2 separate regions of the Homo sapiens genome follow, and region 1 is linked to region 2. Evidence: chromatin loops called from intact Hi-C (ENCODE). Cell type or tissue: gastrocnemius medialis. All regions are shown on one strand.

Region 1 (8,000 bases), 110 kb after region 2:
CAGACACATCCAGAAATACTGTTTTACCAGCTATCTGGGCTTACACTAGTCACATTGACAAATACAATTAAGTAGCATCACGTGGCTAAAATATAATTACTTTTTATATAAGTACTTGTACACATGTGTCTATTCTTCCTAATATTCTCTACTTACCCCCAAGATTGAATAAAAATATAAGTAATTGCTTAATTGCTTAATAATTAATAGCTTAATAATTAAATATAATAAAAAATATATTAATCTCCTCATAGTAACTACCCTGCAAGTCAGCCTTGGTCGAACATCATCCCTATCAGACCTCTGAAGGTTTTAACCTTCAAGGAAGATTATTAAATCTTAAAAAACACACAATCAGTATGGGGCAGGGAAGAGGAAGTTGCATTTCTGTTTTGCACTGGGCTTTGTTCTAGGTGACATGTCTTGGTGTATTAGTTAGACATTAGCATGTGGGATGTCTATTAAGGAGTCATTGTATGTGATAAACACCTATTGGAAAAACAAAACAGAATTTGGCACAGAGAGAAGCCAAACTGCATGTAAGTCTCAGTGAAGGCTTCAGCTGATCCTGAGGGGAGTACAGAGGATGAGAGAACCCATTGGAACTGTTATAAATTTGGTTGAAAGGACCAAGTCTTTATACTCACACCTCTGTCAGTCATTGGATTTGGGCTGCCCCAGGAAGCAGGTGTGACTTGGGGTGAAAGTCTCTTCAACAGAGGTAGTACCTGAAGGGGATGACAGCTGAGGGCTGTCTGTTGCAGCATCCTGGCAGTTGGTATACTAAAATTTTCATTTCTGAAAAAGCTTCTAGATAATGCATTGTAGTGTCCACCACATAGTGTGTCAGCTGCTATTGAGAGGCAAAATATGTCAAGACCTGAGACTTGACCATTGGTGGAAGTCACTGGTGTACTCTTTTTCTTAATGATGGATGCTTACAACATTTGTGTTAAGTTTCAGGCCATAAAAAAATGTGTAGCTCTTCTTACTTGATAGTGAATAAACCATTTTCTGGATCTTCTCCCTGGCTCAACTGGATCAAAAACTATTTTCTCACTGTAGCCTAAGGAATGTCACCTACTGATTTCCTTTGTCCTGGCTTATATCTCACATTTAGAGTTAGAAGTAGAATTCATTTCCCCTAAAACATTTATATTGTGCAGGGGAAGTGTGGAAACTTGAATGAAAATAGGGGCATTGTCAAGAGAGGGGAAAGCATATATTGGGGAACTAATCATAATGACTAACAATGGATACCGCATTACTTAGTTTCTGTGTTCATTTGGAATAATTGATTTCACTAATTTATGCAACAAATCTTTGTTTAGACCAGGTCGCGTTGCTCACTCCTGTAATCCCAGCACTTTGGGAGGCCAAGGAGGGAAGATTGTTTGAGCTCAGGAGTTTGAGACCAGCCTGGGCAACACAGTGGGACCCCATCTCTACAAAAAATAAGAATTAGCCAGGCATGGTGGTGCATGCATGTAGTCCCAGCCTGCAAGGCTGAGGTGGGAGGACCCCTTGAGCCTCGGGGGATGAGACTACAGTGAGCTATAATTGCACCACTGTAATCCAGCCTGGGTGACAGATTGAGACCCTGTCTCAAAAGAAAAAAAAATTATTGTTAACTTTAGGCCAGGTACCAAGGATTCAGCTGCATACTAGACATAACGTGTCTATGCTCCTTGATTTAGTGTTTTCCAGAGGGAGGAAGAAAAAACAAATAACAAGTCTTATAGATTGTGTTAATTGCACTTAAGCAAACAAAGACAACAATATGACTGACATTAAGAGACGATGTTTCAGAAATGTGATCAGAGAGGATTTCATTAGAAAGTGATATTTTCAGCAACCCTGTATTATTTTGCTTTCTTTCTTTCTTTCTTTTTTTTTTTTTTTTGAGATGGAGTTAGGTTCAAGTGATTCTTCTGCCTCAGCCTCCTGAGTAGCTGGGATTACAGGCATGCACCACCACACCTGGCTAATTTTGTATTTTTAGGAGAGACGGGGTTTCTCTATGTTGGTCAGGCTAGTCTCGAACTCCTGACCTCAGGTGATCCGCCCACCTCGGCCTCCCAGAGTGCTGGGATTACAGGCGTGAGCCACCGCACCTGGCCTTTTATTTACTGTTAAAAAAAAAGGAGTAAAAGAGAGCAAAAGAAGAAGTAAGGAGGGAGTGAAGGAGGAAAAGTATTGAAGAACAAAAGATTTACTAAAGATTGCACACTAGATTATTCTTTTATGCTGCTGTTGTTACTTTGGAGGAAATTAGAATATGCTCCATTCTACTGCCATGAAAATCTAAAAATCTTATACCTGTCTCAGAGAAAGGCCAGAGAAAATTGCTATATATAAAACTACTAGATTTAAATGGCTATCAATGTTCTTGAAACTTTAATTAGCCTGAGTGGTACTTAAAGCCATGCAGTCAGGAAGGAAGATGGTGGGGAGGGAAGAGAAGTGGATTATGCAGCTGTTTCAGGGGCATACACTTCCACAAAAATATTATGCAGAGCCCAGCATGAAATAGATTCTTAGCATATGCTTATTGAGTAAACATATGCATATTAAAAATTTTCTATATAAATAGCACTAACAAACATATTGACTACCTACTCAGTATAATGCCTTCTCCCACGTTTTTGTAATTGAAAAGAAACTGTATGATTAACAGTGATAACTGATTCTTAGAGAACAAATTTATACACTGAGATCACATAAGAATGCACAAGGAGCAGTGTATGAAATCTTAAATGAACAAGCAATGCCATGAAATTGCTCCTTTGGTGCTAAAAACCAAACTTATTGGTTTGGGGAAATGGAGATGATATTGTCTAGTTTATTTGGTGTCATTATGTATTATAAAATCCATTCCAATTTAGTTACATCTGAAAATTCATTGTAATAAACTTTATTTACTCCACTAACTCAGATGAAAATTATGTTTTAGGAAGTAGAAACAGTAGTAGTTTGGGTAGAGAATAAAAAAATGTATTCTAGAAGTCGGTGAGCACATAGATAGCTAGTAGAGGACTGCATGGGAGCTAATTTCCAAATATGGTCCCCAAATGAATCAAGGTTCTTCATAATTTCCTTCTTCTATGGCCCCTTCCACAGTGATTGGAATTGGCCTTGTATAATCAAGAGAATACAGCAGAAGTGATGCTGAGTGACATTTGAGATTAGGTCATGTCAAGCCTTGCAACTTTCACTTGAGTTTCTTAAAATGCTCCTTCTGGAAGTCAGTGCCATGAAAGTATTCCAGCTACTGTGAGACTCCTACACTCTTCAGAGAGGCCACTTAGACAAAAAGAGATGCTTGACTCCACTCAGCTATTTCAATCCACGCATCACATGCAAGAAAATAAGCTATCTTGATTTCTTTGAACTCTATTAGACCCCATAGAGGAGAATAGAAAAACCAAGTTGACCTCTAGAACTAAAGCGCTGGAAGTGGCCCCAGTGATGCCATGCCAATCATCTCCAGTCATTTCAGCCACTCCAGCTGAGGCCCAAACTTGCAGGAAGAGGGAAAAGCCATCCCACCATGCCCTGACAAAATACCTGAACCACAGAATGAACATACATATAAATTGTTGCTATTTAACCTGCTAAAAGTTTGGAATGGTTTGTTACTCAGGAATATATACCAGAACCAAAATTTGGTACCAGAGGCAGGTTTTTTTTTTGTTGTTAACAAAAATGCAAAGCATGTGCCTTTGAATTTGGGAGCTTGTGTTGAGTGGAGGAGTAAAGGATCCCAAGTAGACTGTGAGAGTGGAAAAAGAATGCAGAAAAAGTGTTATTGGAGGCTGCAGAAAAGATAAACTGTGTAATATTGTGGTAGAAAATTTAGAAAAATTGCTGACAGCTGCAATGGAAATGTGGTGGTTTTAGAATATTTCCACAAATTCTTTGATACTCCCCCTTTTAAGAAGTGGAGCCTAATTTCCCTCCTTGAGTGTAGGCTGAATTTAGTGAGTTGCTGCTAATGAAAAAGTGAAATAAAAATGTATGACTTCAAAGAGTAGGTTATAAAAGAAACTGCAGCTTCTTACTTGCCCTCTCTTTGGTAGACTGTCAAAAGATGCCTATTATGCTGGGAGGACTCCCTGACTACCCTGTGAAACCAACACCTTCTGCCAGCAGCCCATGCAGAACTGAGGAGTTCTGCCAATAGTGACATGACTCAGCACCTAGATTGTTGATCCTCCAGCTTCAGGCGTGTTGACAGTTGGCCACAAACCCCACTGACATCTTGATTGCAGATTCATGAAGAGTCTTGAGCCAGAAGCATCCAGCTAAGGCACTTCCAGATTCTTGATTCTCAGAAACTATGTGAGAAAATAATTTTTGTGTTGTTTTATCTTAAGATGCTAAATTTCAAGGTAATTTTTTACACGGCAATAATAATATAGGGGGCACAGAAAATAAAAATGAGCCTATCAACTAGAGGATCTTGTTTAGCAGACATTAAGGCAGAATGTTGAGAGAGCCAGCTGGTTCCTTTTAGTTGTGTATAATGAACTATGGCTATAGAGAGATGAGATAAAGAAGGAACTGGTCACTTTTTAAGCTGAAATTTGAGGATACATGAAAGAGCCAGGATTAGCTTCAGATTACAAAAGATTCTCAGTTTAAGTAACAGACTCAAAACAAGGTCAAATACAGCATCTTGCCAGTAAAATGTGACCACAGAGCCATAATGGGATGAAATTTTCAGGAAGAGGATAAGTATAATTTTCAAGTGTATGGGATGTGGGTTGTTGTGGTCAGAGAGCTGATGGTAAAAGAGTGCATTGTCCCAAAGATGAGAGCAATAGTATCTCTAAACCCACGTGCTTCTTCTGCAGTGTAACCTTCCTAATTCTACTTCAGAGAGGACATTTATTTCTCCACCTTCTGGAATCTGGGTTGACAATGCAACTACCATGACAAAATGAAAGCAGTGGAAGTAATGCTGACCTTGTGCTGACCTTGTCATGGGTATAGCCCTTGGATGGCTAGGCAGTTTCCATTTTCTGTCTCTGAGAAGCCAGACACCATGTAAGAAATGTGACTATCCTGAGACCACCACACTGTACAAAATACAAGCTATATATGGAGGTCCTGCAGGATGGCACATCATGTACAGAGAGACAGAGCGGCTCAAAGCCACTGAGGTATCCATCATGTGAATAAAGAACCTATCTTGGAAGTGGATGTTCTTCCAGTCTTTTTAGTCTGTTGCATGCTGCTATAATAGAACACCAGAAACTGAATAATTTATGAACAATAGAAGTTTATGTGGTTCACAGTCCTGGAGGCTGGGAATTCCAAGATTAAGAGGACATTTATTACAGAAGACATCACATGTGCAAAAGGTGTCATAAAGGCAAGAGAGTATGCAAGGGAGGGCAACAGGGGGCCAAACTCTCTTTTATAATAAACCTACTATGATAAGAACATTAATGCATTTATGAGAGCAGAGCCCCCATGACCTAAATACCTCCCATTAGGGCACCACCTCCCCAAACTATTACACTGGGGATTAAATTTCCAACACATGAACTTGGAGGACATATTCAAACCATAGCGAGCCCCAACTGACATGCACCACCCACCTAAGATTATTTCTATGTCATGATAAAAATAAAATGGTTCTTTTAAAATACTAAATTTGGTGTGATTTGTTCTATACCAATAAATTAGAACTCTAATTCTGCATGACTCACTTGAACACTGCTCTATCAAAAAGCACAAAGCAAAGCTAGTGACTTGGTTCTGACAAATGAAATACAGTAAAAGGAATGAGATGTCACTTTGGAGACTAGGCTATTAAAAGACTATGATTTCTATCTCGGTGCACTCTCTCACTCTCATTCCCTCTCTTTAAGGGAAGCCGGGAAGCTGGCTGTCATGCTGTGAAGCGGCCCTGGAAAGCTGGAATCCAACTTCCATATCATGATGACACTCAGGCAGCCTATCAGGAAGGAAGCCCATATAGGAAAAAATGAGGACTGCTGGCCACCATATTAAGCTTGGGAGACTGTCTGAGGTCTGACAATAGTCACATAAGTGAATTGGGAAATGGACCCTCCCCTAGTTGGGCCTCAAGATAATTGAACTGCAGTGGAAAGCTTGAATGCAATCTTTTGAGAGATGTTGAGGGAAAACCACCCAAACACATTACTGCCAGATTACTGACCAATAGAATCGATGAAATAGTAAATGTTTGTTGTTTTAATCCACTCATTTCAAAGTAATTTATTATGCACCAATAGATAACTAATGCAACTAATACAATCCTCTTCTACTCTTCTTAGTTTTCTTTTTTTCCTTCTGTTGAGAAGCCTGTTCTCTAATTGTTTCTCTCTCTCTCTCTCTTTTTTTTTTTTTTTTTTTTTTTTTGAGACACAGTCTTACTCTATTGCCCAGGCTGGAGTGCAGTGGCGCAATCTCGGCTCACTGCAACCTCTGCCTCCTGGGTTCAAGCCATTCTCCTGCCTCAGCCTTCCGAGTAGCTGGGACTACAGGCGCGCGCCACCACGCCCAGATAATTTTTTGTAATTTTAGTAGAGATGGGTTTCACCGTGTTGGCCAGGATGGTCTCTATCTCTTGACCTCATGATCTGCCCGTTTTGGCCTCCCAAAATGCTGGGATTACAGGCGTGAGCCACGCGCCCGGCCTGTTTCTCTTTTTATTTTATCTTTTTCTCTGCCTAAGATGTTTATCTTTTTAAAATTCTTTATACTTTTTAAAATCCTTAGCTTTATACTCTGATGTATTGGGTCAAATTTTCATTGTATGTATTATTCTTCTTGAGGTTCACAGTTATTCTACAACTTTTTTTTATAACTTTCCAATAATTTGGAAATTGAAGCCATATCTTTCCACATATTGCTTCTATACCATTCTTTCTTCTCTTTCTGAGACTCCAATTACAAACATGATAAAACTTCTCAGTATGTCCCTCAGGATTTTTATGCTGTCTTGTGCATTCTTCATTATTTTAATTCTCTGTACATTTAAAAATTTTTAACACTTCTGGGTACATGGTAGGTGTACACATTTATGGGGTACATGAGATATTTTGATAAAGGCATAAAATGTGTACTAATCACATCAGGATAAACAGGGCATCCATCACTTTCAACATTTATCCTTTGTGGCTGGGCACAGCGGCTCATGCCTGTAATCCCAGCAGTTTAGGAGGCTGAGGTGGATGAATCATGAGGTCAGGAGTTCGAGGCCCGCCTGGCCAACATGGCAAAACCTGGTCTCTACTAAAAAATACAAAAATTAGCCAGGTGTGGTGGCAGGCACCTGTAATCCCAGCTATTCGGGAGGCTGAGGCAGGAGAATCACTTGAACCCAGGAGGCAGAGGTTGCAGTGAGCCAAGATTGTGCCACTGCACTCCAGCCTGGGCAACAAGAGCAAGACTCTGTCTCGAAAATAAATAAATAAATAAATAAATAAATAAATAATTTATCCTTTATGTTGAAACGATCTAATTAGACTCTTTTAGTTATTTTTAAATGCACGATTAAATTATTATTGACTATAGTCACCCTGTTGTGCTAGCAAATACTAGATACTGTTTACTCTTTTTAACTATTGTTTTTTACCCATTAATCATCTCCACTTCCTCCTCATCACTCCACCATTCTTCCCAGCCTCTAGTAACCATTATACTCTCTATCTCCATGAATTTAACTTTTAACAACATAGATGGAACTGGAGGTCATTATGCGTGAAATTAGCTATTTTTTGTACCCATTAAAAATCCCCACCTCCCCCGACATCTGGTAACTATCCTTCTACACTATATTCATGAATTCAGTTGTTTTGATTTTTAGGTTCCACAAATATGTGAGAATGTGCAATATTTGTCTTTCTGTGCTTAGCTTATTTGACTTATAATGACCTCCAGTACCATCCATGTTGCTGTAAATGACAGGATCTCATTCTTTTTATGGCTGAATAATACTCCACTCTGTATATATACCACAATTT
Region 2 (8,000 bases):
TGGGATAGACTGGCATTTGCTTTGCTAGTTAAGATTTTACTAGATTCATTAAATTCAGATTGTTTTAGGATTAAACTGAAAACCTCTTCCTTTGTTGCCACAGTTATACCCATCTGGGGTTTAATCCTATTTTTCCAAGGGACATCTAACTCTAATGTAAATTACATGAAGCCAGAGAGTTTTTATCTAATTGGTTGACTGCTGTAACCTGAGAGCCCACTGCAGGACTTGGCACATAGATTCGGTACCCACCATATATTCATTAAGTGAATGATTGAAAGAATGAATGATATTTAGTCTCAAGTGAGGGAGAGAATGAGACTGTATTTAGATCAACTGGTAAGCCTAAATACTTGGTGTCAAAGTAGTTCACTCCAGCAATGCCAGGAACATTTGGATCCCAACCACACCCTGTGTTCCATCCCTTCTTCCTCCTTGCTTTTACTGCCGCTATTTTAATAAAACAGTTTTATTTGATCTTTTTACAAGTGAAAGAGTTGGGCAGAGCTTAATGAATGACCTTTATATCATATTGACTGTAGGAAAATTAAGAAAACTTAATTTCCCCCACAATATCATGGCCCTAAGCTAGGATTTTTAAAAATAAAGAGCAGCTTTAAATCATACAGAACATCAATTGCGTCTAAAAGTGACCCTTAATAAAACAACAATAATAAAAATTAAAAGAACAACAACATATGTAGTCAGCAAATTTTGTCTTCAGGACTCTATGCCTCCACTTTTTTCTTTCGTCATACTTTGCCCAAAGGCACTCAGTTTCTCCACTTCATGTCATCCTCCTCTCCCAGAAGAAAATTTTATAATTCATTCACTTTGAATTATTAATGAGACTTAATCTGTTGCTATCCAGAGGTATTACAATTTTAAATAAAAAATCCATTTCTAATCGTGTAAGAGTATTTGAGGCATTAAGAGGCTAACTGAGAAGCCCTGAAATCATATGATCCATTCCCTATATAATATTAATGAATATTAGTTAGCAATAAAACTCATGGGCTAGTAGTAGAGGCAAATTGGTAAAAATAATTCTAAATTTCTATAATTAGTGTGAATAACATAAGTATGTATCATGTGATTGTTTCAAAGGGGGGTGATCAGTTTGCCTGAGCACTCTGGAAGAATCATTATTTCACAAATCAGCCTTTTTAAAAATAATTGGATAGGTTTAATAATTTTTTTAAAATGTATCCTCTTGTTGAATTGAAGACTGTTTTAATGTTCTTTACACATTAGCCAAGTACTGGCCACTGGAGTGGAAAAAACCTCAGATGTTTTAGGTAGGTAGGTTTTTCTTCTTCTTCTTTAAGAACTGCTTATTTCCTCAACATTCAACAAGCTATATCCTTGTCTAATTTTAACTACTCCCCTTTCCACTAGACGCCATGGACTTCCAAGCATCTGTTCTAACTTAGTAAGGTTCTATCTAACATGGTAGCAGCTGACAAGAGGTAGTGAATTTGCCTCTAATAATGAGTGGACTATCACTCACTTGGTAGGTCCTCTGCCCGACTTCATTATTAGATGTGAAGTTTAATTAGGGGCTGAAGAAGTATAATTTCAAACACAGAACTCCTTTTAGAATAAAGACGCAGGTCACTGTCTACTTGCAGCTACCACAATCTATGTCTGCAATGGACTGGAATTTCTGAAAGGAAGGGCATAGCACTAAGCAGGCTGCTGAGGTGTTTTAATCCCTAAAATTCCAGTGGAAAGGTCACCATAAATGCCAAACATAACAGGACTTTAGTGACCATGAAACTCCCCTGAGAAATCCAGATAAGAAACAAATGATTAGTAGAGATTTAAAACAATGATAATACAGAATGCTGGTGAGAAGGATGCATGATTACATCTCTTGGTGGATTCAGCCTTCTGGAAGGTGATTTGGCAATGTGTGAATAATCTGAATGATCTAAATACCAGCCTGGACAATATAGCAAGACCTTGTCTCTAAGAATAAAAAAAAAAAAAATTACCCAGGCATGGTGGTATGTGCCTGTGGTCCCAGCTACTCAGGAGGCTGAGGCAAGAGGATCACTTGAGCCTGTCCAGTTGAGGCTGCAGTAAGCTTTAATCGCACCACTGCATTCCAGCCCAGGTAACAGAGTGAGATCTAGCCTCAAAAAAAAAAAAAAAAAAAAAAAAAAAAAAGTCTGAACATGTGCACGTACTTTGATCCAGAAATACCTTAAGCATAATCGGAGATGTATGTAAAAGTTTCCCTTATAAGTATGCTTATAGCAGCATAAGTTTAAATATTGGCATATATTTGATCATAGAAAGTTGCTTAAATTAAATTAATTTGCTTATCCATGTGACTGGATATGACAGAGTCACTGAGAATCATACTATAGAATAATGAATGACATGGGAAATGGTACTTATTAAATATTAATGGAAAGAAACAGGTCACAAAAATTATGCATTGTGACATGATTTAAATAATGTAAAGTACATGTATGTATGTAAGAGTAGGGGAAACTCAAAGTATTGACGTACCATACAGCAAAATGTAAAATATCTGATCCCTTAGCTATAGAGATGAGACTTTTTTTTTACTTTTTTCTTCATACTTTTCTAGAAATTCATATTTTCTATTATGATGAACCATAAGAAGTTACCGTTAACTGACTATAAATGGCCATTTTATAAGGTTCAAGCTCATGAGCTGAATATAAATATTTTTATAATAAAAATAATAATTTTGGTTTATTAAAGAAATGATCTTCCTGCCACACAGGCTGAGATATTAGTCTTTCATCTGTAATAGGTTGCAGTCAGGTTAGCTAAAAATCAGCAAAGTTCTTGTTTTCCAGCACCTTTTCTGTTCACTCCAGTGTGTATGCAGAAAGACAATAATATTCTAGGTGTGTTGTGAACCAAAAACATTCGATAAACACCGGTTGATCAAGAAAACATTTTCATGTTCCCTTTTATGACAGGGAGGGTGGTGTGGGAAAAACCAAGAGATTTTATTATTTTGTCTGGGAAGAGGCCCATATGTATGAGTTCCCTTTGTAAAGGAAACTGTGACACCAAAAAGGTATTGCTTTACCCTTGCACCAGTAGATTTTCCCAGCTTCTATCTTTAACAGGGAAAGCCAGGCTCATAAAATGAGATTGAAATATAAAACTTTCTTTCCACACATGCACCCACCGTCTAACCTCAATCACTCTGATTTGCAGTCTCTCACTTCACCAGTAATCACTGCCATCCTAACTATGGAGTGGTTGAGCCAAGCTGTGGGATTGTGGCATTAGATTTGCAAGGCTCTAGAAGTGTGTCGTAAGATAAACATAACATTGCTAAAGCCCTGAATCGGATCATATGACTCCTTAAGACTTCAAGGAGGGAACATACCACCTATCAAATGGCATGGCTCAAAAAGGCATAGCTTAGTAGGTTAATTTACTTTTCCTTTTACTGGATGACTAGTGCAGCTGGTAGGTTTTGGGCAATCAGCTAAACTTAGAATTGTGGTCAATAGACAGACATTCTCTGCTGAAAGTCTTGGCTGTGAGTACGGATTCACACTGGAATAAATTGTCTGAACTTTAACTACACAGAGAATTGGGCAACTTGTCCACAGATATTTAGAAAAGAGTTGGAAGAATCCTTGAGGTTTTCCACTCCAACTGGCCACCCAGTGAAAAAAAATCTCCATTAAAGCATACTTGATGGATGGTGTCAGTCAGTCTCTGCCCGAATGCACAGAAAGTTCAACTACTCTATGAGTCAACCTTTTCCATTGTTGGAGTTAGAAAAGGCTTCCATATTAGGGAGCTGGTATCTCCCTTGTTGTTGGTTTTTATATGGTCCTGGTGCTGCCCTCTAAAGCAGAAAATGTTTACTTCCCCTTTCACGTGATAGACTTTTAAATACTTGAAGGCAACAACAATAGGTTAAATCTTAATTAATAAACAAAATGAGAAGACTTGAGAAACAAAGAATAAATGCCAGCAAAAAACATGCTCACATTAAATGGAAACAAAGGCTATATTTGCTTTTTAAAATAAACTTTTTAAAGAATAGTTTTAAATTTACAGAAACATTGAGACAATAGTGTTCCCATATACTTCCACTTATTACACACCCAGTTTTCTATATTATTAACATCTTGCATTGGTATGGTACATTAGTTACAATTAATGAACCAATATGAGTACATGATTATTAACTAAATCTATACTTCATTCGATTTTCTTAGTTGTTACCTAACGTCCTTTTGCTCTTCCAGGATCTTATTCTGGATGGCCTGAATTAAGCACTACATTTAATCTCCATATTTCTTTAGGTTCCTATTGGCTGAAGAGTTCTTTACTTTCCTTGATTTTGCTATTGTTGATGGTTTTCAGGAGTACGGGTCAGGAATTTTGCAGGATGTTCCTTTATGGAAATTTGTCTGATGGATGGGTTATATGTTTTTAGAACAAAGATCACAGAGATAAAGTGCCATTTTCATCACATATCAAGGGTTTATGCTATCAACATGATCTTGACTTTGATAACCTGGCTAAGGTAGTGTTTCTAGTGTTTCTTCACCATAAAGTTCCTCATTTTCCTCCTTCCTCATGGCAATCTTTGTAACAAAGCCATTCTGTATAGTGGGAAGTTATAATGTCCCTCTTTTAGAGTGCAGCATCTACATAATTTATTTTGAATTCTTCTGAATGGGAGATTTTTCTCTTCACCATTCAATCATATATTTATATCAATATAGATAATGAATTAATATAGATCACTTATTTTATATTTGAGTTTAGAATTCAATGCTATTTCATGCATTTTGTTGCTCAAATAGTTCCAGTTTTGGCCATTGTAAACTCCTTCAATTGATGTTTGTGCCCCTTTGCCACACTCCCATCAATATAGGTTGTTTTATGGGGTTTATTGTAGTTGTTTTGTGTGTGTGTGTGTGTGTTGTTGTTGCTGTTTAAACACCTCCTTCTTGTACCACAGAATCTTCCAGGATTATCTGTATATTTCATCTCCCAGTCCTAGAATCAGTCATTTCAGACATTTCTCTAAGGGGTCTTGTGTTTTTGTTTTTTGTTTTTATTGGATAATGGTATTATTATAGAAATTAAGAACCAGGTGCTAGGTGTACTTGCTCCTACTGGGGAGTTGTTTTATTTAGGCACTCTCAGCTTACAGAACAAGGAAATGTATGTGAGTATCCTAAACCATGTATATACACATATCTACAAACTTTTCTATATGTAGCCATATGTATCTATATTAAGCTAAACATGAGTTCATACTGATATCTCCAACTCTAATTCACTCCTAGTGGATTATTTTAGCCTCCTGCTGCTGCCCATCTGTAAACTGTCACTTCTACAGTAAGAAATGCAGCTTCTACCATCTGCTATCCATTTACTTAAATGTTTACTTCCAGTATATGTGTGTAGCAGAATCAGAATTGTTAACCTGCACTCCTGTGAGAAACAACTTTAGCAAGGCATATGTACAGTTTTACCTTTTGATTTGCAGAGATGTTTGCTTTTAACAAACAGGATTTTTAAAACCTAGTTTATATTTTTGAGCCGTTCTTATCCGTCATTCAGTAATGACAATTTGCTATGGTTGATAGCACATTGCTTGCTTACTAGAATTTAAAACTTTGCAGAAGCTGTCCTGCCAATTTATTTATTTATGAATTCAACATTCTTCTTTATAGAGAAGAGGGTATGCCACTAATAAGTACATTTCTGTTAAGTTAAAGGTAGTAAATTAAGCAAAATTGACCCATGTTAATGAGATTATTAACAGATGTCTACCCACCATGCCAGGTCGATTTCAACAACACCAAGGAGACAGAAAGCTAGAGAAGAAAGTCAGGAAATAAGAGACCTGCCACCTAAACAGTTTCAGAGATGTCATAATCCTCTAAGAATACTCCCCAAGAAAGGTTTCTTACTGTTTCAGACACCAGTTCTCAGATAGGAAAACCCAGCAACCTTCTTTTCAGCCAATAGAACCATTGTTCAAGTGACGAAGGACTGCTACAGTTTAGAAAGCATTTGTTGGTAAAACTTTCATAAAAGTAGATGATGAACAAGCCTATGTTGATCACACTGGGTGTGTGCCAGTGTCTGATACTGAATACCCTCCCTGACAAGTGCTTCCGCAGTGCTTCCACATTCTTCCAACTGCAATACCTTAAAATAGAAGGATCAACTGTGTGGAATAAATGTCTGACTATCGGTCTGAAGATTTGGCTCCTCATTCTTGTTCTGCCAGTTAGTATTGGTGTGGCTTTGGAAAAGTCACTGAATCTATTACCTTATTTGAAAACTAGATGGATCATTAAGTAAGGTCAAAGTCAGTCAAGCTTTTAATGATTTTCAGTAGATGAAGCTTGTCTTTCCTAATGATGCTCTGTTTTTTTCCTTCACTAAAGGAAGAAAAAAATTATCTCCAAGAAACAACCTCTTACACAATTCAGTCTAATGAAATTCAGTTCTACACAAGAAATACTGAGATTTTATTAAGTGCCAGGCAATGTGCTAGGCCCTGAGATAAACCTGTTTCGAAGACAAACAAGGTCCATGCCTTTGCAGAGCTGATAGTCTAATATGATAAACAAATAGGTAAACATGCACTTTACAGTGATGTATGATAAGGGCTTTGATGGGTAACAAGAACAATCACAAATATTTTTAAAAGAGCCCTAAACTTTTAAAAGTCTATTCTCAGGAAAAATCTGAAATATACTCTAATAAGAAATTGTCTGTGAATAATTTAAAGACTATTCCAATTGTGGGGAAGGGAATCTATACTTCACAGCTTTTATTTACTGGAAAAAGATCCCTAAAAGCGCATTTTTAGGTATTTGCTGGCCTGTGGGGGGCCTGGGGCGTTCTCAAGCTCTTGACATCACTGTAGTATAGAGCCTATACTACTACAGAGATAGATGATCATTTACTCTGCCCACTTGGCATGTAGCTGGATCTAATGCAAGACTCTTCATGTCTTATCTTTAGGTTGTCTTTTCAGCTCAGAAATATAAATATTCAGTATTATTGGAACAAGAAGGCCTTTCAATCAACTTGTGCCATTGCCCACATTCCTTGAAAGGAGGACAGCCTGTTCTAAGTGATAACAAATTCTTAATTTACTGAAATCTCTGCTTCAATCAGATCTGCTGCTGCAGCCTACTGCCCAGGCTGATAGCTCCCTTATCTACACTCCCTCAGAAAATAAAAGGTGGAAATGCTGAATTGCTGCCAGTCTTCTTCCAGTCAAGGCCTTCTATTAAAAGGTCTGGAAGGGCCAGCTCCTTGCCCAGAGCACCTTCGAACATGGCTATGGAGTAGAAGCTCAGCTTAAGGACTTAAGGACAAGATGTTAAACTAGAAAAAAAGAGAAATGTCGATTTTGACTTTGAGAAAGCTCACAAGCCACTTAAATATTCAGATCTATTAGCCAAGTCATAGCCAAAAGTGACTGTGGCATTTTCATCAGATAAGCAACAAAGATAAATACTATGTTTCCTGTCCCACAGTGATTACTACTTTAACTTGTTAAATTTCTTTTAAGTTGAGGCTTTTTATATCTGTCACCAGATTCTGAATTCATTTTGTTGTTTGTAAATCAAGAAAAGACTTGAGTTTCTTCCTGTGTGGACTAAATACTACTAAGCTTCATATTCTGGGCATTTATAGATTTACCTGTACTTTCTAAAATCCTTCCTCTCGACTTATTTTTTATTTTTAAGAACCATTGGCCACTCTTTTGCCTTCCTCACTAAGTAAGCACTTACAGTTTGGGCACATGCTGTTTTACTAAACACAATGGATCCAAACTCATGTGTCAACACAAGGGTTGTTGAGCGCAGTGAAGTTGTGGTATTAGTCATTCCAAACTGAAATTGTGGACTAATCTTTACATTCCTGCCATTCGTTCCTCAGCCATCCTTCTCTTTTCCGTTAGCTAAATAACCAGGAAGGTGTTGAACAATGTAAACAGCATCCAA

The links. Hi-C counts contacts between places; a loop is a spot of excess contacts. Peaks named below come from ENCODE experiments on the same cell type or tissue, not always from the same donor. Only the 100,000 strongest peaks of a DNase experiment are listed, where the experiment ranks them.
Region 1: a loop joins it to region 2, with 3 times the contacts of the local background. A loop is called at or near these places in 4 of 110 quality-filtered maps.

Annotation. Positions count from the first base shown.
Region 1 is chr3:106,453,293-106,461,292 of GRCh38, forward strand. All of the region lies in intron 5 of LOC101929485 (a long non-coding RNA gene), which reads right to left. Among named protein-coding and RNA genes, the nearest start is that of CBLB, 590 kb to the left of the region's middle. In gastrocnemius medialis, no CTCF peak of the experiment used is centred here; a DNase peak (open chromatin) is centred at 4,199; H3K27ac peaks cover 2,538 bases.
Region 2 is chr3:106,342,195-106,350,194 of GRCh38, forward strand. No RefSeq gene overlaps it. Among named protein-coding and RNA genes, the nearest start is that of CBLB, 480 kb to the left of the region's middle. In gastrocnemius medialis, no CTCF peak of the experiment used is centred here; DNase peaks (open chromatin) are centred at 391 and 3,267; H3K4me3 peaks cover 1,899 bases; H3K27ac peaks cover 7,654 bases.